Regions from separate parts of the Homo sapiens genome. Here region 2 is linked to region 1. Evidence: chromatin loops called from intact Hi-C (ENCODE). Cell type or tissue: mammary epithelial cell. All regions are shown on one strand. Each heading gives the region's core, and the rest is flanking DNA. Links, peaks and the distances in the headings are about the cores only.

What was found. Hi-C counts contacts between places; a loop is a spot of excess contacts. Peaks named below come from ENCODE experiments on the same cell type or tissue, not always from the same donor. Only the 100,000 strongest peaks of a DNase experiment are listed, where the experiment ranks them.
Region 2: a loop joins it to region 1, with 2.7 times the contacts of the local background. A loop is called at or near these places in 2 of 110 quality-filtered maps.

Annotation. Positions count from the first base shown.
Region 1 is chr18:48,257,278-48,269,135 of GRCh38, reverse strand. All of the region lies in intron 2 of ZBTB7C (zinc finger and BTB domain containing 7C), which reads left to right. Among named protein-coding and RNA genes, the nearest start is that of ZBTB7C-AS2, 11 kb to the right of the region's middle. In mammary epithelial cell, for the core only: no CTCF peak of the experiment used is centred there; DNase peaks (open chromatin) are centred at 2,625, 4,445 and 4,875; H3K4me3 peaks cover 163 bases; H3K27ac peaks cover 1,089 bases.
Region 2 is chr18:48,323,894-48,335,751 of GRCh38, reverse strand. The region is part of intron 2 of ZBTB7C (zinc finger and BTB domain containing 7C); the gene reads left to right. Among named protein-coding and RNA genes, the nearest start is that of ZBTB7C-AS2, 78 kb to the right of the region's middle. RefSeq lists enhancers at 182-682, 683-1,183. In mammary epithelial cell, for the core only: no CTCF peak of the experiment used is centred there; DNase peaks (open chromatin) are centred at 5,111, 5,521, 7,071, 8,671 and 1 weaker place; H3K27ac peaks cover 4,340 bases.

The DNA of each region.
Region 1 (11,858 bases), core at 1,294-9,293:
AAAAAAAGTTAGCTGGGTGTGGTGGCATGTGCCTGTGGTCCCAGCTACTCAGGAGGCTGAGGCATGAGAATCACTTGAACCTGGGAGGCAGAGGTTGCAGTGAGCCAAGAGTGTACCACTGAACTCCAACCTGGGCAGCAGAGCAAGACCCTGTCTCAAAAAAAAAAAAAAAAAAAAGAAACAGAGCAAGCCCTTACTAGACATCAAATCTGCTGGTGGCTTGATCTTGGACTTCCCAGCTACTAGAACTGTGAGCAATAAATTTCAGTTGCTTACAAATTACCCAGTCTAAGATATTTTATTATAGCATCACAATGGACTAGTATAATATGCATATGTATATAGATGCATAGATAGATATATCTACATTTTTATCTACACCCCACATTTACATGTATATGTCTTGACAAGGATGCTTTCCTTGACAAACTTTAGTGAGGCTCCTCCAAGCCCTCTTCTAGCCTAGGCCTTGACCTTGGCCAGCTGAGCCCAGTTTTAGCAAAGAATCCTGCTAAGCCAGTTTATTGAGAATCCCCCCCACCCTTGATATCTGATTACCCTTGATATCTAATCAAGTTCATCATCCCTCACCCTTGATATCTAAGCCCTCAGCTTGCCTTTAGCAAGACTCCTGTTAAGCCAGTTTAGCAAGAATACCCTGCCCTTGATGTCTAATCAAGTTCTTCTTAGTTATTTCCACCCACTGGCCCCCTCACTTTGCTCCTTGGCTATAAATCCCCAGCTGTCTCTGCTGTATTCAAAGTTGAGCTCAGTTCTGCGCTGAAGTCTCTCTCCCCTAATGTGACAGCTTGCATAAAATTTGTCTTGCCATTTTAAACAAGTGTCTCATGCAAAATTTTCTTTCATAGTCTTCTATGTCTGTATAGTGAATAAATTAATAAATGAATGACATGGGGCTGGAGAAGTGCTTGTAATTATGAAAAGCGTGCCGTTGGACTTTGAAACTCAATGCTTAAACAAGTGCATGGCCTGCTGTTCCCAAAGATTTCACCTCAAACTTGTTCTCATTTGCCTATTGAAAGTATCTGCTAAATATTGTGCTCAGTTGCCAAAACGGCTGATATATCTTGAATGTTGGCCTATGGAGAGTACTTGCAATTCACATCTGTGAGACAGAGACATTTAGAAGCTAGAAATCTACAAGGCCTTTTGTCTTAGTCCATTTGGGCTGCTATCACAGAATACCATAAACTGGGTGACTTAACAACAAAAGACATTAGTTTCTTACAGTTCTAGAGGCTGGGAAGTCCAAGATCAAGGTGCCCGTAGATTTGGTGTCTGGTGAGGGGCTGCACGCTGGCTTACAACCAGCTGTTTATTGCTGTGTTCTCACGTGGTGTAAGGGTCAGGGGAGCTCTCCAGGGGTCTCTTTTATGAAAGTTCTAATCCCATTCAGGAGGGCTCCACCCTCATGACCTAATGACCTCCCAAAGGCTCCACCACCTTCTAACACCATCTCCTTGGAAGTTAGGATATCAACATGTGAGTTTGATGGAGACACGTATTGATGTGTCTTTCAACCTGCAAACCAGAACATGATGTGCTCAGAGGAACCTTGGGGAGAAGCCATGGTGAGTGAGAGTGGGAAGGAGAATTTGGGTTTCCTTTATTCCTCTGGCCTTGGTTACCATATTGATAACAATGAAGACCCAGTCGTGAAAAGACTTTGCTGCCAGACTAAAATGCATTTCCCTTTGTGCAAACTCCAGCTGAGAGTGTGGTGCCAGGCCACTCTTTATCCCTGCCGATTAGTTTTAGTTGAATAGAACTGTTGAGGGGGGCCTTGCTGTCAAGCAGTGAACACATGCCTTATCTGATGCTGGATGAATTGTTGCCAGGGATTGGTCAGTGATGACAGTGGGAAGGCCTGGACAAGAAACAGAAGAGAAAACTTCCTGTCATGTAGTTTCTGTGGTGCTGAGGGGGTATCTGATGAGCAATGGAGGAGGCTGGGCTAGAAGAAGATGACCTTGTGCTTTGATCCAACTTGACCTACAGCAGAAGCTAATCATGAGTCAAAGAGGCAGGTACCAGGGTGTTCACTGCAGCCATATTTGCAACAGTGAAAATGGAAACAAACATCAAATGACCTCAGTGTCTATTAGTAGAGGAATTTTTGAGCTATAGAGTGCTATGTAATCCTTTAAAGGAATGGGGTGGAGCCTACTAGGATGTATGTCCCATTGAAGACCCAATGTCCTTTTATTATAACACATATCTTATAATATTCCTTTTGCTAGCCTGAAATGATACTCATAAATACATGTAAACCTACCTACACATAAAACTAAAAAAAAAAAATCCATTCTATATAGCTACCTGTAACATTAAACAGAAATAAAAGGAAAGTAACTTGTAATAAAATTGTATGTATTTCACTCTATCAGTGCTTAGGCAGGAGTAGACTAGGAGACATAATGAAGTGGCCAGAAGCTTGCCCCTGTGCCTGGAGCCACTGATTTGGTACGGATGCTAGGGGGGTTGTGTGGACAGCTCAGTTGCTGAGAGCAGCACTGCTATTGCAATGAGATTTCTTTTACAATGATGAGTAACTCCTGCTAAAATTATGAACAAAACAAAGTCTGTTTCTCTATAGTGCTAGAATGCAGGTCAAGTCTTGGCTGGGTGAGATTGTGGAGGCATTGCAGGTTATTTGGCACCCTCATTTCCAACATCCGGGGTGTGGTATTGCCTGTGTTAAGAACCTCAGGCTTCTGCCACCTGCTTGTTCTATGGATGAAGAGACTGAAGAGACTGGGGTTAAAGGCCTAATAGGGACCAGAAACCAAGACCCTTGCAATAGTCCTTCTCAGTCGCCTCCTGGATGCCTTCCTCCCTGCCGTGGAGTCAGTGGGAAGAGCATGAGTTGTGGGATCGGAGGCCTGGGTGTTGGTGGGTCCTAGCTCCATCGACCACTTAAACCTCTCTAAGCATTAGCTTTATTTCACTTTAAAATTATTTTTGAATTTTTAAAATTTTGAAACAATCTCAAACTTACAGAAAAGGCACAAATGCAGTACAAGGAGCCTTCCCTCACCCCTGAACCATTTGCGAGTAAATTGCCAAACTGACGCTCCATCATCCCAGAATATTATTTAGTGTGCATTTCCTATAAACGAGAACATTCTGCTATAGAACCACACCACAGCCACCAAAACCAGGAAATTCACACTGATTTGCTGCTGCTTCATAATCCTCAGACCCTCATTACGTTGTGCAAGTGTCTCAATGATGTCGTTTTAGCAAAAGGGCCCAGTGCAGAATCACATGGTACAGCAAGTTGACACGCGTCTTTAGTCTCCTGCAGTCTGTGAGCAGTTTCTCAGTCTTTCCCTGTCTCCCATGGACTGAATGCTATTTTGTTGAATACAGGCCAGTTATTTTGTAAGTGCCCCTCATTTAGGGTTTGTCTGATGTTGGCATGATTAGATTCAAGAGATGCCTCTCTTTGACAGGATGCCATGTCCTTCATATTGTGAGTTTTATTTTCAATGTGACCATAAGAAAAACTGGGCTCTTTTATTGCACTCTGCCCACAGGCCAGCACTGGGCTCAGTGCTTTGCCTGCATGATGTCATTTAGTTCTCCTCTGGGGTATGTTCCGTTACAATCCCTGTTCTAGAGATGAGCAAACTGGCTCAGAGAGCATAAATAACTTGCCCAGCTTAAGCGAAAATCCGAGATGAACCAAGACTTGAACTCCCGTGTTCTAGCTTCAGAATTGCTGAACATATTGACTATTGTCAGAGAAAACCATAGCCAGGCACTAAAGAGATAAAGACAGATTTTAATCAGAAACTATTGCAATAAGAGAAAAGAGACTTCAGGATAGAACTAAGCTCAATCCTAAACACAACAAAGACAATTGGGGACTTACAATCAAAGAGCAGAGTTGCAGGAGCAGAGTTAGAAAATTACTAGTGGAGACATCAAGAGTAGAGGGACTCTTGCCAAACAAACCTAACAGGATTCTTGCCAAAGGCAGGCCAGGTAATTAGATATCAAGGATAGGGTTGATTCTTGCTAAAACCAGGCTTTTCAGTTCTATTAGAGACCTCCCTGGCACCACCAGGACTAGAAGGCAGATCCCTCCTCCTACCCCATCTCCACCCATTGTCTCTCATCCAGACAGGTGGTTCTCACTTCACCGTGACCTTCCCAAGTGGCATAACCATTCTGTCTTTTACTTTCTCATCTGCAGCCAAGGACTTGGGACCCCTGTCCTTCCACTTCGCTTGTGGTCGTGGGGGTTGATTGAGACGACAGATGGAAAAGAGCTTTGCAAAGTGCCCTGTGAAGGTAGAAAATTCTACAGGCTGCCCTTTTGGCTGACTCCCAGGCACAGTCCTTTTGGGGGAGTGTCCACCACATGAACATGTAGTTAGTCACCATTCCCCATGTGAGCAGACCATTTGGTGGGAGCTGGCCGGGTTAGGGGGAGGGTGATGTCAAGGAGGCTGTTGCCATGGTGACTTGGTGGTAGCCCTTCCCAGCCTCCCTTAACCGAACCCCTGCAGCCAGGTTTCCAAAGCACTGCTTTCCAGCACATTGGAAAGCTATTTCCACCTCTCTGAAACCTGGATCGTGTCTGACAGCTGAAACCCAGCCTCTCAGAAGACCCCAGAAGGTCCTTCATCAAGCCAAGCCTGGGGAGTGGGGCTCTGGCTTCCCAGAGTAGGCAGGCAAGCCTAGCTGCATCTGTGAGGATGTGCAGTGACACAGAGCCAGCTGTGGGGAGTGACATGCGGCGAGTGCTCCTTTCTTTGTTTCTCTCTGATTTATCCCAGTTGTGCTCATAAAGGTGATTTCATTCTGTGGTCATTTTAAACAATGAGCAGCTCAGTCTTATTCGCCCCATGATTACAGCTCAGCTTCTGACTGTAATTGATGTTAGCCAGGCTGGCTAATGTAATATCTTATGAAGACTGGCTCATTAATTGACTGTAGAGATGTCACCCACGCACTGGAGGTATTAACAGTCACAGGCCTTAGGTACTGCTGACTCAGCAATGGTGGGACTGCAGATTTCTGTTCCTTCTTTTAGGATGAAGTCCCAACAGTGGGATTACTAGGTTATAGAGTACAGATATCTTTATAGGTCTTGATGTGTTTTGCTAAATATTTTACCCAAATATTGCACCAGATTTTAATGTCACTAGCCGTTTACAAATGTTCTCACTTGTCTACAGTCCTACCAGCATTTGATTTATTAACTCCATTTGGGGGGCTAATTTATAACTATAAAATGGTATATTATTGCCTTATATTGCATTTGGGGGGCTTGAGTGGTTTAATTTGCATATCTTTGATTACTAATCTATTACTAACTATTTAATATGTTGGTTTATGATTTGTTTTTCCTCCTATGTATTGTCTGTTTATATCCTTGGCTCCTTTCTGCTGAGTTTTTTTTTTTTTTTTTAGCAGCTTTATTGTCACCAAGGAGCCACAGGGACATGAATAGACACAGTTCCCAGTGTCAAGAGCGAGATAGCTGACCCTCTCAGGACTGCTGTGGAAGGTTGTGGAGAGAGGCCAGGAAGGAGGTCAGGAAGGTCATTTTCGGGACACCAGAATGCTCAGCTGCATGCATTCATTAAGTACATTTTTTAAGGTCCTCTATTCCTTTGAGAAAAAGAAGAGACAGTTCTGTTTTCTCTAATCCTTAACTCTGATGTCTGGACGAGTGGCTGCAGAGTGGATGCAGAGATCAGCACAGTGTGATGCTGCCCTCAGGTTGCTGATGATTGCAAGGAGGCTGCACCAGCATCTCCCTGCCCACACGAGTTGCTCGTGCTGGTGCCACGTGAGTGGTGCTACTTGCAAGTGTACTGGGGGCCCAGAGGACAGAAAGATCCACGTGGGCTGAGGCAGTCAGAGTGTGGGGGATGGTCCTGAAGAGCAGGTAGATTTAGCCAGAAGGAGAGACCTGAAAGCCTTGCTAGGTGGGGGAAAGTGTCCACCAAGCACTGGGACAGGAACTTTTATGGTGTTTGTGGGACAATGAGGAGTTGAATCAGGCTGGAGCACATGGTTCCCATGGGAGCTGGGGCCACTCTAGGCCAGAGAGGAACAGTGGCTCATGTTATGAGCAACCTGGGCCAGGCCAGGTGCAGGTTACCCTGAGTGGGCACAGAAGGCATTCTGGTGGTAGGAGCATGAGAAGACAGAGTGGAAACAAGGTGGACAGCTCTGCAGTGAGGCCCAGCCAGTGCTCTTGGCTCGCAGATTCTGCATCCAGTGATACTGGCTGCTGGGCACTGTCAGGCTCTATAACTGGTCTGGGGCATGCTCTGTAGGCTGGTCTTGGTGGAGCCTGAAACTGCCCCATCTGGCCACATAGCCCTAAAGACAAAACCTAGCAACATGGAGTGACACGGACATGCAGTCTTCTCGAACTTAAATTGGGTTAGTGGTTGTGTGTTAATGTGTTCCTGTCTGTTGGGTATGTCACACAGGAAAGAAAGGCTGGGTAACATTTCCCTGTATGCTGATGATTTCCTTATTTATAAAGTAAGTCTGTAGGGCTTACTCCAAGATGAGACCACTCTACACTGGTGCTGTTTTCTGAGCATTTCCACATCATCTATATGAGCCCTGGTTTCATATACTGCCTGGTGTTTGTCTTAGAGAGTTTCTTGTGGGTAGGCCTCATCTCCTTAGTGAGACAGCAAGCTCTCTGAGGATAGGGAAGTAGCAGACTTCTTCCCAGAATCCCAGCAGGGCAGGACCACAGGGTGTGGACTCTGTAAGTGGTCAAGATACCCCTGTTGCTTGGTTATGGGCCACCTTCCAAGTACTTCATCCTTCAACTTCACTGAACTCTCCTGAGGCTGGAAGCATGAAGTGCTAGGGTAGACCATGAGCCAGGGAGCTTGGGTTGACATCCAGCTCTGCCGTCCTCTCACTGTGCAGCCTTGAGCCGGTCATTTTACTCTCCTGTGCCTCAGTTTCCCCAGCTGTACAATGAGACAGTCATTGAAAATAGATGTAAGGATATTTCAGATTCTTTTCCATGTTCATGCTTTCTTCACATACTCCTGTGACTTTCTAGGGATGTGAATCCCTAGCCCTGTGACTAGATATACTGGAAGGTCCCAGAGGATAGGGAAGAGGACCTTTGTCCCCTCTGCACCTTCCTTCTGGCCCTTCTGCTCTGCCTGCACCCACAGATGCTAAGATGGCTCCAGTTCAAGGTATTCTGTACAAGGAAGGCCAAGGCCAGACCTGCCTCTTCCATTTGGTGCAGAAAATAGATCTTAATGATGATGTGGAAGATTCAGAGTGCTCACATCCCCAAAATGCCTTTCCATGACCACCATGTCCTGGTTAATGGGGTATTTGGGGAGCCCACAGAGCCTGAGCTGATGCCACCTGGCACTTGCTTCGTAAGAAGCAGCGACAGTGAGAGCTTAGGGTCTATTTGGGAGCCTAGTGTCCATGCTGTGAAGATGCTCTGTGATGCATGGAGTGACTCAGAGGCGAGGATTCCAGGCAGAGCTGTTGGGTGGGCATCTAGGGTGGGAATCAGGGGTATCCTTCAGATGAACTCTTATTTTGCACAACATCATCCTATGAGAACAACTCTCTCTGGAGCCAGTGACTTAGTGCAGTCTTTCCCACATAGTTCCGGCAGCGCCAAGCCATTATTTTGCACCACAGCAATAATCATCACCATGATAATAACAGAAGTCCATTTGTTCAGTCTCTTAACTTGGAAATAAATAAGACAGCTGATCCAGTGTGAGCTCCAGCTCTAGTCTATCTGCCCCATCATCACTTGATAACGATCATGGAGCCCCTGTCTGCACACGGTGCCCTGCCCAGCACTCGAGATATTAAATCCACCTAGAAGCAGGGTATAATAATGCTGACCCTGCAGGGATGTTCCAAGAATTAATTCCTGTGGGCTCTCCATTCCGCTTTTCTCCAACACATTCAATCTTAGGAACCCAAGAGTTGGTGACGTTTATCCGATGAATTAAAACATTCCGCTGTTGCCCCTGGAACTCTTCATTACAATCCTGAGTCAATCAATGGCAGAGAGGAATACTATTTATTAGTTAAGTGGCTGCTATTGAATTCTTAATTTAAGTGGGTTTTAATTCAGTGTTTTCCTTGCTGCCCTTCATTTTGCCCTTGCTCATACAAATTTGCCCGTTAAAGCCTGGTGTGGGGCCATGCTGATGCCTTTTATCTTGATTTTGTTGTGTTTTATTTTCTGGAGAATGGTTTTCAGTGGAGGAGAAGGCAAGATGCTCAGAGTAGACAGGGAGGCCAGATCACCAGGCCTAGGGCAGGCTTTGCTGCCAGGAGCAAGGACGTCAAAATGGCTTTTCAGATAAGGTCTTATGGCGAACATGGCCTTCACTGGTGTCTTGTGCTTTGGTTTTGCCAACTCGAAAACTTTACTACAGTTCTCGCACCAGATATGAGTCAGAGCTAGTAGGTGGGATGCATAGACCATCTCCCTGACCGGAAGGGAGCTTTTGAGTGGTGGCTGTTGCAGTCTGCCTTGATCTGCTGCAACTCCAGGAGGTTACCCAGGCTGATCACAGCCACTCCTTACTGTAGCGCATGTTGTTTTCAACAGCTTTATTGGGATATAACTGAATTACAGTAAATTGCACATGGTTAAAGTGGACAATTTGGTAAGTTTAGACTTATGCATACATCTATGACATCATCACCACATCAAAATAATAGACATATCCTTCATCCCAAAAGTTTCCTGTGTCCCCTTGTGATCATATCCTCCCACTCCTAGTGCCCAGGGGGAAGGGAATGCTCGGTGACAGATCTTCTTTCTGTCATTACAGATTATTTACATTTTCTAGAATTTTATATAAATAGGCTCACACAGCATGTAATCTTTTTATGCAGTTTCTCTCACTCAGCATAGTTATTTTGAGATTAATACAAGTTGTTGCATGTATCAGTAGTTCATTCATTTTTATTGCTGAGCAGTATTCCATGGTTGTTTATCCATTTGCCTGTTGATAGACATTTGGGCTGTTTCCAGTTTTGGGCTATTACAAATAAAGTTTCTATGAACATTCATGTATGAGTCTGTGTGGATATGTTTTCATTTCTCTTGGATACAAACCTAGGAAGGGAATGATTGGACTGTGTGGTAGTATATCTTTAACTTGTTAAGAAACTGCCAAACTACTTACCAAAATAGTTGTGCCATTTTCCATTCCTATCAGTGATATAGGAGAGTTCTAGTTGGTCTGTATTGTCCTCGACATTTCGTATTTGCAGTCTTCTTATTTTCACTATTCTAATTGTTGTGGAGGGATATATCATTGTGGTTTTGATTTTCATGTCCCTTATAACTAATGACACAGAACATTTTTCATGGGCTTACTTGCCATTCATATTTTTTTTGGTAAAGTTCTGTTCAAATATTTTGCCCATTTGAGGGACAGTTGTTTGATTTCTTATTGTTGAGCTTTGGGAGTTATATACTCCAGATATGTGGGTTGCATATTTCTCACCTTCTGCAGTTTATCTTTTCATTCTCTTCATGGTATCTTACAAGGACCAAAGTTCTAAATTTTTATGAAGTCCAATTTTTCAGTTTTTTTCTTTTATGTATAGTGCTTTTTGTGTCATATCTAAGACATTATTGCCTAACTGAAGGTCAGAAAGATTTTTCTCTTGTTTTTGTCCAAAAATTCTATAGTTTTAGGTTTTACATTAAGGACAGTGGTCCCTTTTGAGTTTATTTTGTGTATGGTAGAAGGTATATATTTAGCTTTTTTGCAAAAGAATATCTCATTGTTTCATCAAGATTTGTTGAAAAGACTATCCTTTTCCCATTGAATTGCTTTTACACTCTTGTCAAAAATCATTTGTTTGTGGTTGGGTGCAGTGGCTCACGCCTATAATCCCAGTACTTTGAGAGGCTGAGGCAAGCAGATTATTTGTGCTCAGTAGTTCAAAGCCAGCCTGGGCAACATGGTGAAACCCTGTCTCTACTAAAAATACAAAAATTAGCCGGGTGTGGTGGCATGAGCTTGTAGTCCCAGCTACTTGGGAGGCTGAGGTCTGAGAATCGCTTAAACCTGGGAGGTGGAGGTTGCAGTGAGCTGAGATCGCACCACTGCACTCCACCCTGGGCAACAGAGCAAGACTCAGTGTCAAACAAAAAAAGGCAGGGCGCAGTGGCTCACACCTGTAATCCCAGCACTTTGGGAGGCTGAGGCAGGCTGATAACCTGAGGTCAGGAGTTCCAGACCAGCCTGGCCAAAATAGCAAAACCCGTCTCTACTAAAAATACAAAATTAGTGGAGCGTGGTGGTGTGCGCCTGTAATCCCAGTTACTCAGGAGGCTGAGGCAGGGAGAATTGTTTGAACCTGGGAGATGGAGGTTGCAGTGAGCCAAGATCATGCCATTGCACTCTAGCCTGGGTGACAGAGCGGGACTCCATCTCAAAGAAAAAAAAATATGCTGGGATTTTGATTGGGATTGCATTGAATCTACAGATCAATTTGGGGGATAATTGACATATCAATAATCTTCCAACCTATGAACATGGTGTATTTAGATCTTTAATTTTCTGGCACTATTTATAGTTCTTAAAACAGATTTTGCACATCTATTGTTGTATTTATTACTGAGCATTTTATATATTTTGGTGTTACTGTCAGTAGCTTTTCTTATTTCAATTTCCTATTGTTGCTAGTATGTAGGAATACAATTAATATTTATACATTGATCTTATATATCACAAACGTGGTACAACTCTCTTACTAGTTCTAGTAGCTTTTTGGGGATTTCATTGTATTTTGTACATAGATAATCATGGTGTCTGTGAATAAAAGTAGTCTTACTTCTGCTCCAATCTGGGTGCTTTTTACTTCTTTTCTGATTGCACTGGCTAGAACATTCAGGACAATGTTGAATAGGAGTAGTTAGAGTGGATAGCCTTGACTTTTTTTCTGATCTTAGAAGAAAAACATTCAGTTGTTCATCATTAAATATGATGTTAGTTATAGGTTTGTTTGTACATGTTAGTAGGTTGAAGAAGTTTCTTTCTATTCCAAGCGTATTTTTGTTTTCTGTTTTTTTCCTAGAGATGGGGTCTTGATCTGTCACTCAGGCTGGAGTGCAGTGGTGCAATCATAGCTCACTGGAGCCTTGAACTCCTGGGCTCAGGTGATCCTCCTGCCTCAGCCTCTTAAGTGGGTGGGATTATAGGTGCAAGCTACCATGCCCAGCTGATATTTATTGATAGGTTTTTTTCTTAATCAGAAATGGATGTTTGATTTTATCAAATGCTTTTTCTGCATCTATTTGCATGATCCTAGTTTTTTTTTTTTCAGCTTGTTAATACAGCGCCTTACACTGATTTTCAAATGTTAAACCAACCTTTCAGTCCTGAGATAAATACCACTTAGTCCTGATATTTTATCCTTTTAAAATATTGTCAAATTCTATTTGCTGAAATTTCATTTACAATTTCTGTATCTTGTTCATGAAGGGTATTAGTCTGTAGTTTTCTTTTCTTGTAATGTTTTGTCTGGTTTTGGTATCAGGGTAATGCTCCCTCATGGAATGGGTTGGGAAATATTCCCTTCCCTTCAGTTTTCTGGAAGAGCTCATGTAGAATTAGTATAATTTCTTCTTTAAATAGTAGAATTTACCAGTGAAGCCAGCTGAGTCTAAAATTTTCTTTATGGGAAAGTTTTTAAGTACACATTTAATTACCTTAATAGATATATGGCTTTAAAGGGTATCTCTTTATTGTTTAGTTTTTGGTTCAAGTTTTTCAAAGCTCTGTTATTGGGTATATAGTAGTTTCCAATTGTTATGTCCTCCTCCTGATGAA
Region 2 (11,858 bases), core at 1,642-9,641, 66 kb before region 1:
AAGTCTACAGTGTATTCTGTACTTGTAGCACCGTCTCAGTTTGGACCAACCACATTTCAAGTTGGCTAGTGGCAACTGTGTTGGATAGCACCAATCTAGACTCTAGAATATCTTGCCAAGGAGCACCCAGGGGCCAGGGGTATCCTGACTAGACATCAGGATTTACTATGAAATGTCTATAACGAATCCCTGGGGACATTCTCTTGAATAATAAGAGATATCTTGAATCACTTATTCTAGATGGTGACTTATGTTCTCTGGAACCAGCCCTGACTCCAGGTCTCAGCAACTGGATTCAGGACTCTGCCGCTTGCTGGGTCTAGGACCTTCAGGCGGTTCCTGAAGGTCTCTGAGCCTCAGAAGCTTCCCTGAAATTGGAACTAATAAATTCTATCTTGCTAGGTAACTATGAGGACTAAATAAAATAATGAATAATTGCCCCGTGACGATCAATTTCAAGAAGTAATTCTTCTTATTTTCCTAAATCAAATAAAAACAAATTTGGGTTTTCCTATTGGCTAAGTTTGGCAGAAAGTTTCCTAACTGGCATTTCTGTAGTTCTGTCTCCACTCTCCCTTTGCATGAGAACCGGGCCACTTTGCAGGCCAGCACAAATAAGGAGGGGTGAGGCCTGGGCCTTAGCCCCTGGTGGTGACAGCTGCCTGTGGTGCCCCTTTATCCAGACCTGTGTGGTCAGCTGGAGGAGGCAGCCCCCTGCAGCCAGCTGGTGCTCTATCTATGCCAGCTCTGCCACAGGGGAAGCTAGAGTGCCCAGGCCACCATCTCTAGGGGGCCGACAGCACCGAGGCACTGCACTCCAGTGGAGTGAGGGTTGCCAGCCACTCCAGGTCCCAAGTCATCCCACCTCTCTTGGGATCCAACCCAGGGATCCTTCTCTAAAAGCTCCATGTCCTTCATCCCTCTGTCTCCTGCCTCCCAGCCTCAGTCTTTGAAACAAAGGCCTGTTCCTACCTTACCATGTCCCCTTGCTTTTCCCAGAAAGAAAAATTCAAATAACTTCCCCTTAGGGTAGGGAGTTCAGATCTTATTGTCACGAAATATGGCTGTTCTTTTTGGGACTGGAGGGAGTACACATTTTATTGTCCTGTGAATGGCAGCTCTGGCCACTGCCCTATGCCCAGCCCCATCTGAAGAATGAGTTAAATAGCGCCTGCCTTCTGGGTTTTTTCAGAGCCTCAAATGAGATAGTGTATGTGAAGGTCCTTTATAGAGTTATCAAATGTTATTGAGACTCTTAGTTCCCTACCTGGGGGTGTTTTCGGGTCTGGGAGCTGGGTTTGAGGCTGCAGATTTGATTTAAAAGATGCCCCTTCTCTTGGCATCTCATGGCAGATGGTGCTGCCATAGGACTCAACTAGGTGTTCCCATGAGGTGCTCCCCCTAGGTGCTCTATCCCCCGGGGTGAGTGCCTCTGAATTAACCCCTTGCCTCCTGTTCTCCTTTGGGAGAGGGGAAGGATCTGGGTGTTGGTGGCAGCAGTAGGTTTCCCTGACATCTTTACTTTCCCTCAGCCTGTTGTGTGTGGGGGGTCTCTAGCCAATCCTCCTGAGTTTGGAATCCACCTAGATTATTGTGAAAGCTCATAATCCATCCTTCCTGGGACTTGGGAGCATGCCATGGATCTAAGTAAGTCCTGTAGGTCCTCCTTGCCTCCCTGGCTTGGGTCTGGTGAGGATTCTGTGATAGGGAATGGGGGCTCCAGGCAAATCCCATGTCCTCTGGGCCTGGCGTGGAGGAAGTAGGATCAGGAGGTGCAGGTGGGTGACATGAAAAGTAACTGGGCTTAAGCTGCACTGGAATCAGGGCAAAGTCTGCAGGATAAATGGAAATTCTCTGGTCCTGGGCATTGAGACAGTGTTTTCAAGGTTGGGTCCACATTTGACTGTGTGTGGTTGGGTTAATGGGCCTTTGATGCTCGCTGCAGTGGTATTTGGGTCACTCGTGTTGCTGCCTGCCTCTCTAGACTGGAGAGCCCCCGCCCCCTTTAGCAGCTGGCTGCTGCTTCCTGCTGGCTCTCCTGGGCCCCAAGCTCTCAAGGCTGTCACGAATCCTAAAAGAGTCCTTCAAACCAGTGTCACTGTGACTTAACATCTATTTCAAAAGATGATCTATGGCACATTTGGAGGACAATGCAGAGGGGGGTGTCACAAACTCAAGCACATTTGGATAAGGTTATTGACCTGGCTTTTTCTTAGTTTGCTATGTGACCCAGTGCAGTTCTTTTAAGTTCCCCAGACCTTAATGTTCTCCTCTATTAAATGGGCATGAGAGTCTGTACTGCAATGATTTAATCCTGTTTCCAGGTGTACATGCGCTCTAAAAGTAAAAGGTGCTGTGGATCTTACTTGCTAAAGATTTGAGAGAATTATGGCAACACTCTTTCCTCACCGAGTCTGGCAGTGTATAAATTCTGTTTCTTTAAAATTAGTATCTTTATTGCTTCCTGGGAGCCCAGGGGGAACAGCTTCTGCTATATCACCTTAAGTTTTGCAGCAGGGAGAGGAAGAAAGCTACATTGCCCTTGACTGACAACCTTCATATGAGTATTTAACAATTTTAATTTTTCATGATTCTTCTGATAAAAATAGTACCCGACTAAAAACAAATACATTTGTATTTTCCATCTCCTTAATTAGTTTCTAATTTGGGGGTTCTTATTAGCTTAAAATCATCTTGCTGAAATGGTCCTTGGATGAAAAAAAAAGTGAAAACCACAATCAATTCTAGAGAGATCTTACTATTTAATTATGCTGATTGGAGCACTAGAGACCCCTGGTAAAACAAACCTCTCAGAATAAGCTTGATTTGTGTAATTTGGTTTTTAAAAATTTGGGATGCATATTTATCATGTTCGACTATGTGTTGTTGCTCTCCTTGAGATTCTGACTTGTCTTGTAAGAGATGAGGGGAGGAAGCCATGGACTGTTGAGACCCTGGGACTTTAGCTAAGCCCATGGAGTCACTGGTAGGGGCTGGCCTGGAGGGAATACGAGGTCCCTGGCTTGCCTGGTAATTGGAAAATGGCTTTTCTTAAAAAAAAAAAAAAAAAAAAAAAAAGCAAAGGAGAGGTAAAAGGTCACCAAAAAACAGACTAGGAAAGGGTAAACTGATAGAATTTTGGAACTGAATGGTAGGAGAGCATCTTCCATGAAATCCTAGAAAATTAGCAAATCCTGGGTTATAGATGTATTTAGAACCAAATTCTAGAATATAATATAACTTTGGAGACACTGGGAAGACCTAGTTGCTCAAAAAGATGTGCCTCCCGCCATCCAAACCCCCAAATCAATTTATGCTTTGCTACAAGTGGGACAGCCAGCTGCCATGTGAAAGGGAGGACACTGCACCGACCATAATGTTTTCTTGCCATGAGGCTGAAGCTAATGCTGATAAAGTGATAGCTCTAACTACCAATTTCTACCTGAGCCAAGGACTTGTGGAAGGCCATCACCAAGTTCAGACCAGTGGGGAGCTTCCCAGGACCAGTAACCTTATTTCTTTCTCTAACATGACTGATGTTCAGGGGGAAAAGGGGATGGGGAAGAGGGAATTGTTATAGACTGAGAGAATCTTAATAGATGCACCAACCAAATGCAATCGATGAGTCTTGTTTGAATCCTGATTCAAGCCAACCTACTGTAGAAGGATATATTGGAGAGAATTGGGTTAAATATTAAGGAATTAGTGTTAATTTTTTAGGATGTGTAATGCTGTGACAGTGTTATATACTGAAGTAAATTCAGACAACATGATATGATATCTAGAATTTTCTTCAAAATATTGCAGAAAAAAATTTCAGAATAAAAGATTTTAGTGAACAACATACACAAACATTTTGTGTCTCTTTGAACATTTCAGTGATTAAAAAAAGAAGTGGAAATGTTCCTACCAGCTGGCTGAGCCCTGAAATTTCACCATTAGAGCTTTGTTTATCTAGCTTAAGCCTTTCTATGCCAATAATATACAGCTTGTCCTGGGAGCGTGGTTTACCCTTCGGGAAAGTGACAGTACAGAACATTTGCTCAGTATAGAATACGGTAGGGTCACATGCAAAAAGATTTCAGGGTAAGGCAAGTTTGGAGAAGGCTGCACTGAACTAAGCCAAAGAGATTTCTTCAGAGCCTTGGTGATGCTAATATACACTGTACCTCTTGGACGGGGATGGGCTATCGTAATGCAGTGTGCCCCAAAATTATTTGTTATGTGCTTCAAAGGAAATAGAAACTTTGAGTCCCTCCAAGGAAAATCAGAATAAAGTTAGAATCCTGGGTTCCAGAACTGTTTCTGGTTACTCACTAGTCATTGGGCAGCCACTCAGATTCCATGCTGCACGAGCCTCAGTTTTTCTATCTGTAAAATGAACTTAATATCACTTGCCACCTACCTCACAAGAATGTGACATGGCTTTGTATAGCATAAAGCCCAAGATCGAAGGATAAGTTGTGTGATTATTATTTGGTACCATTTTCTGAGACTTTGGTCCACAAACATTTCTTGGTGGCTCATGCAGCATGGCTCTGTCTGCAAGGTGCCGTCTAAGACACAGAGGTGGGAAGACAAGTTCCCTGTCCTTCGGGAAATCATGATGGAATTGGGGAAGCAATGAAAATACACAGGGATGGAGGCTAGCAAAGCCTTCTGGCCCCCGGGACAAATGAGTGGTTCAGGTTCAGAGGAAAGGGGGATCACTCTTGGCTGGGGTGGTGTGCAAAGGCCACCTGGAGGAGGGAACCCTTGACCTGAAAGTCTGGGGCAGATTTAGATGGGCTCTCCCTTTGTTGGTTATGGATCACTTGGTTGGAACACTGCCCTTGCCTCCGCACGCCCACATTCTGCAGCTGAGCACATAAACCTTGTTTGGATTTCAATGCTATCTGACTTTGGGGGCCCAAGTCCTACCTGTCCGGAGCTGGGGTAGATGCTCCCCCTGCCCAGCCCTCACAGCCACTCCCATCTTCTCTTCCATTCTGTCTCCACCCCCTTTTCTTCTTCCCACCAGGACCCAGCAAGGCTGGGATTACTCATCCTGCCCACACTCACTCAGTCCTGCCCTCTCTTTTCAGTTTTTTTTTTTTTTAAATACAGAAACCACTGGGACAAAGCAACAAAATATGACTCAGACACCCAAGCCTTCATGTGGAAATGTTTGTCATCATCATCATCATCATATCACTTTTTAGGGCAGTGAGAGATGACAAACTCTAATGGAAACATTGGAAAAGGCTGGCAGTGGTGACTTGAGTGGAGGTGAGGGGATCTGAGGCACACCATGAAGCTGGCCCGGTTTCTTGGGTGCAGAGAGCTGTTTGGGGGCACTGACTCGCCTCACTGAGTGTGCATGGAGTTATTCAGGATGTGAACAGCAGGCAAGAGCTCATGCTACCTAAAAGTCCACATCATCCTTTAATTTGCACAGCAGAAATTAAAGAGAAGGCCCTAGAAAAGGATGGCACTGTGGTGGAGACCTCAACAAGGTACATTCCGTGCCCAGGTGCCCTGCTCTGGGCCATGCCAGGATTTAAAGACATGCTGGGGCATGCCCTGTCCTCAAGAGCCCTAGACAGAGCTTAGCTCCCTCCGAGCTTGTTAGAAGGCTACGCATAAGCTATTGCCAGTACTGATATTTTGGGAAAGGACTTACTCAGTGCCTGGCACAGAGTTGACCCCCACTGTGGACTTGCACAGCAACCACAGAACCTCAGCTTTGAGCTCAGAGAGCCCTGATGTTGAGTTCTGGCTCTGCCACTCGGGGAAGGTGACAGTCTCCCTGAGCCTTGCTGTCCGCAAGTGTAACATGGGGAAAGCAAATCTCCCTCCCGGGATTGTTGTAGGTGCAAAATGAGATGACATGGACAGTTCTTGATCCAGTGAGCCCTCAACAACTTTTAGTTTTTGTCCCTCCCTACTCTGCCACTGAGGAATAATAAGACATGGGGCGAGATGCACTGAGCCTCAGCTTCCTTATCTATTAAATGGAAATAGATTGCCTGTCTTACTGACCCTAAGGCGAGAGTTTAATGGACAGTGTCGGTACAAACACTTCAAGGAGTACAAAGAGTCAAACACTAAAGATGCACATATGTGTATTCATATGTGCAAACACACATACATAAACTGCACCCAGAAGACAAAAATCTCAGGGTGGAAAAATGTGTTTGCATTTTGTAGTGCAGGTGGTCTGGGAGGGTGACAGATCAGCACCAACTCTGGACTGGCTTGGGTTGTACTTTTGGTTGTTTTACTTTCTCAGAGGTTGTTTAGTTTCCTTTCCTTCTGCAGCCCCTCAGCAGAGTGTGGCATGGGGGCAACAGCAGCGCCTAGCTCTGCCTGTCAGCTTTGCACGCCCCTGAACATGTCACTAATCACTTCTGCAGACACAAAAATGGAGGTTAAAAAGTACCAGCAACAGGGCACAGGGGATCCAACAGGATGATGAGTTAAAGCCTTTCTGCGTTGTAAAGTGGTGGTCAAATGGAAGAGGCCGCTGGGCCTTCCAAGCTCAGTGGAATAAGAGGTTTAATAATACTTGTTAATTGATCAATGTGTGCCCTGCCATTTTGGCTGCCTTTTGAGGAGATGGTGGTGATTATTTTTATATTAGAGAGAGACTTCTTAAAGAAGCCTTCTCTGACCCTGTGTTGCTTTTATGACTCAGAGAATATATCTTCTCCCAGCCCTGGTGGATAACAGTCAGGTGGCCACTGGGACTGAGACCAGCCATCCATTTACCCACTCATTCTAATTAGTTTTGTAACTCAGCACTCACTCTGGGCTTTGATTTACGGTTAATGGTTCATCTTTAAATGAACACTTGTCTGGAATCTTCCATCAGTCAATGGCTGACTTTTAGGAAGTGGCGGTATTGACCTGGCGGCCATGTAGTGAGTCCTGGAAAGTGAAATTTAATTTTTTTTTTGTGGGGCGGGGGCAGTATTTCCACTGCTTTTTCCCTACCAGGCACATCAAGAACCCTCCTCCCCTAAAAATACACTCATTTTAAGGCTACGTGGTATATGGAAAGAGTACAAGACTGTGAGTCAGGAGATAGGCGTTCCAGCCCAGCTTTGCCATGAACTCACTGTGTGCTGCCAACCACGAGACCTCCCTGGGCCCCAGGTTCCCATCTGATGGATGGGGCAGGGTTGGGAGGGGGGTTCCTCCCCTGAGCCTCTGACTTACTTTGGACATCATTTGGGCCAGCCCAACCAGGTATATAGTAGATATGCAGTAAATTTGAAAGATCTTTGTTCAAATTACAAAAATAATAACTGCTTTGTATCAGAAAAAAATAACAACATAGAAGTATTTAACTTCTATGAGAGAGTGAAGGAACTTGTGATACTACCCCTCATCACCACAGATCATCACTATCTACAATTTAGGGAATTGCTTTATCTATAGCCGGATCCACATCCGTGTCACTGTCTATATCTCTACTGTTACCATGGATCTGGAAAATAGATACATATTAAACAAAAATGGGATCAAACTAAATATTATGTTCTTCAGCTTGTGTTTTCACTTAATTTCTTTTTTTTTTTTTTTTTTTGAGACAGAGTCTCGCTCTGTCCCCCAGGCTGGAGTGCAGTGGTGCAATCTCGGCTCACTGCAAGCTCCACCTCCCGGGTTCATGCCATTCTCCTGCTTCAGCCTCCCAAGTAGCTGGGACTACAGGCACCCGCCACCACGCCCGGCTAATTTTCACCGTGTTAGCCAGGATGGTCTCGATCTCCTGACCTCGTGATCCGCCCGCCTCGGCCTCCCAAAGTGCTGGGGTTACAGGCATGAGTCACTACGCCCGGCCTCACTTAATATCTTAAAAAAACTGTTTATATATATGGCCGTAATTCTTTATAACATGGTTTTCTGTAATATGGATATAATTCATTAATCAGACAATTAATTTAACCTCATGTATGGACATCTGGGTGGTAGCAGTAACTTTTAATTGATTTGCTGTTTGGGTGCCCCCCTCCTCCTCCAATAAGGGGTCAGAGAAGAGACGGAGGGGAAGAGCATGTTTGCACAGCTGAAGCCTCCATCCTCAGCTGAGGGCCCTGCCCTCTCTCATCTCCAGCGATTCTTCTCCAAGTACTGTGGCTTAGCAATGCCAGGTTGTGGGGCATTGTACCCCCAGAGCTTTGGCACTAGGGCCAAAGCTGGGATCGAGACTGGGAACAGTGAGGAAGGCCCTGGGAGGGTGGGATGAGCAGTGGATCAAGTGTGCTCATGGCTGTGAGCTGGGGATCAGTGAGTTCACGGCAAAGCTGGGCTGGAACTCCTATCTCCTGACTCACAGCCTTGTGCTCTTTCCATATACCACATGGCCTTAAAATGAGCGTATATTTGTGAATCAAGTGTGCTGGTGGGGTCCTGAGAATTTGAACACTGCGCTTAGTACAGTGTGGTTGTTCCTGGAACCACAGGGCATCAGGAGCTGGGATGATGGTGATTCGGGGGTGGGTCATGGAGCAGACGTGGGCATAGCCCTCCAGAGAAGGGCAGGCCTCGAGTGGAACTGGCCTGATTCAGGTCCCAGGCCATCCAGCCTTCCTAATCTTTTCCACGAAGAGACAGAGAGACCAGGCCACTGTGACCAGCCTGAGCAGGCTGCCCAGCAGACCGGGCTTTCTCTGTGCTCTGTTCCCTCCTCCTCCAGGCCAGAGGCTGGTGACTCACCCTCCACTTTCTGGGCTGATGTGAGGGTGGGAACCCAGGCATGGCACCATTTGCATCCATTTTTCTGAGAAGGCAGAAGGGAACAATTTTTGGCTCTTGCACCTGCAGGACTTTGTGTTATTATTGCGTTTCCTCTTGTGTTTAGTTGGATTAGAATTTTTGAATAGGCAAAACATGAAAATCAAATGCTTTTACAGAGGTATACACTAAGATTTCTCACTCTCACCTCTGTCTTTTTCTACTCCATCCCTGCCCCTGTTGTCCCCATAGTGTTTATTTGTGCTAAAACACAGAAATTCAAGTATGTATTCTTAGTTTTCCATTTTACCCTATAAAACATAGCCTATTGAATACTCTGTACTGCAACTTGCTTTCTTATTTCCTTAACTATACATCTTGGAAATACCTCCATATTAGTACAGAGCACTTCTTTAGTTTTCTTTCTTTTTTTTTTGATTGCTCTGTAGTATTCCACTATATGCATGAACAGAATTTATTTAACCAGTCCCCTATGGAGGGACCGACTTGGGTCATTTCCAATTTTTTTGCTTTTAAAAACAATTCTACAATCCGATGTCAGTCTGAACTATTTTGTTGTATGTGTGTGTGTGTGTTTAATTACAGACCACCCCAAATCTTTTTTAGAAGAAGGTAGAGGCCGGGCATGGTGACTCACGCCTGTAATCCCAGCCCTTTGGAAGGCCAAGGCGGGCAGATCACTTGAGGTCAGGGGTTCGAGACCAGCCTGGCCAACATGGTGAAACCCCGTCTCTACTAAAAATGCAAAAATTAGCTGGCCATGGTAGCACGCACCTGTAATCCCAGCTACTCGAGAGGCTGAGGCAGGATAATTGCTTGAACCCAGGAGGTGGAGGTTGCAGTGAGCCAGGATTGTGCCACTGCACTCCAGAGTTGGTGACAGAGCAAGACTCCATCTCAAAAAAAAAAAAAAAAAAGATGTTGGTAGAGTATGCATTATCTATAAACAGATAAGTGAACAAGACTTTGTTCCCAGGTCCTTATGCTCTGTCCCCCAGCACTTTAACCGAAATGCTTGCCAAGATACCGTGTCCTTTGCTTGCCTTCCTGAGCTGTTAGATAATAGTCTTTGCTGTCATTTCCTATGGTGGTTTTGGTGAAGACTTATGGGTCCTGAATCCAGTGGTAGGAATGGCCATGGCCTACACTAGTCAAAGGATGGATTCCAGTCCCTGATCTGTTGCTGGTGAACTAAGTGACCCTCCACAAGCCCTTTCTTCACCTGTCATGCAGGTGAGCTACATGACCTGAGATACTGTCCCATGCTGACATTCCGTGGTTCTACAAGCAACCAAATGATGTTATGCACACTGTTGAAATCCTCAGGCCTTGGATATCAAATCAAAAGTCACTTTCCCAACCTGGGGCCTTGTGCTGGCAATCCTTTACCTCCCTGGGTAGCTGGAGCACTTTCTTCAATGTGAAATCAAAGCTTTGATGAAGCTGGCCTGTATGTGGTAATAAAATGATGCCCATGTGCACATTCCTATTACTCAGTAAGTACATTCATTTGGCTGCAGATTTGTGAAAGCCTTTCATTGCTAGTGCATGAAAAAGGGGTATTTCACACATGTTTCATATTAGCCCTGTGATTTAGCTTCTGAGTGAATAAGAATCAATGCAATGGCCAACTGCCACCAGAGATCCCATTTATATTGTATTACAGGCTGCTACGGCCCCACCTTTGACTGTGATCTTGTCAGATCTGATAAGGTAATAGTAATAATAACTTAGATTTCCATTATGTGGGCTCTTCCCCTCCAAGGCATTCCTGCTGCATGTGTGCCTTCTTTGTTTTCTATCTGTGCTTGTCCAGGGTGTATCTGAGTCAGCCAGGGTCCTCAAAGTGAGTTTCATCTTAGAAAGAGGTCTCAGGATCACTTATCAATTAATCAGTTAGTAGACCAATCAGTCATTCAATCCCATGTTACCATGCACAGCACCTTTCAAACTCAGTGTGGCCAAAGGGAGCTCCCGACATAGTCCCCACAGCCCTGGGAACTGACTCTGTCCTGTAAACAGCTCCATTGTCCTCCTGTCTGCTAACCCTGCTTCTACGCACCCTCTCGCATCACATCCACGGTGGCTCTGCCCGCTCTGTGTGTTAATGCCTCTGGACTCTGCCACTTCTCTCTGCTCCTGAGTCGTCATGTGGTCCAGCTCACCACCCCCTTCCCTGGACCAGCCCAGACAGGTCCCCCGGCGTTTCCTGCCACCATCCCCAGCCCAACCCAGTCTTCACGCAGCACACAGGAATTGCTCTGCTAAGCATGCTTATCTGAGCATGTCATTCTCTTATTTAAACCCTCTCATAGCCTCTTCTTGCTTTTAGGATAAAGGTAAGATATTCTTCTCAGGGCCTACAAGGTTCTGCTCACCTCATCAGCCTCCTCTAGCATCCTCTTCCCTTTTGGTTTCTCTGCCCTTATGAACTCATCACCTCCCATAGGCCCTAATCCCATCACCCTAGGGATTAGGGTTTCTACATGTGAGTTTTTGGGGTATCCACACATTCAGACCATAGCATCACAGTTGTAAATAGATGTCTCATTTATTTACAGTTGTAAATAGATGTTTAATTCCTAATCCACCTCCTCACTGGAGGGTAAACTGCATGCCTCACTGACACCTGAACCCCAGATCCTGGCTCAGCTCATAGTACTCTTTCCCATCTTAGGGTGGTGTGCACACTGCTCTCTTGGGGTGATGGCTTCCCTTGCCTTCTCCGGGTTGACTCCAGCTCACCCATCAGAGGGCAGCTAGATGGTCCATTCCCTGGCCCTCTGGGCTGGGTTGGGCCCCTGTTTACATGCTTCTTAGTCCATTTGGGCTGTGGTAACAATATCATAGACTGAGAGTTCACAAACAACAAATTTGCTACTCACGATTCTGGAAGCTGGGAGGTCCAAGATCAAGGTGCCAGCAGATTTGGTGTCTGGTGAGGACCCACTTTCTCATAGATGGTGCCTTCCTGTACCGTCTTCACATGGTGGAAGGGTCAAGGCAGCTCTCTGGGGCCTCTTTTAAAAAGGCACCAATTCTATTCATGAGGCTCTGCCCTTCTGATCTTATCACCTCCCAAAGGCCCTAATCCCATCACCATTGCGATTAGGGTTTCA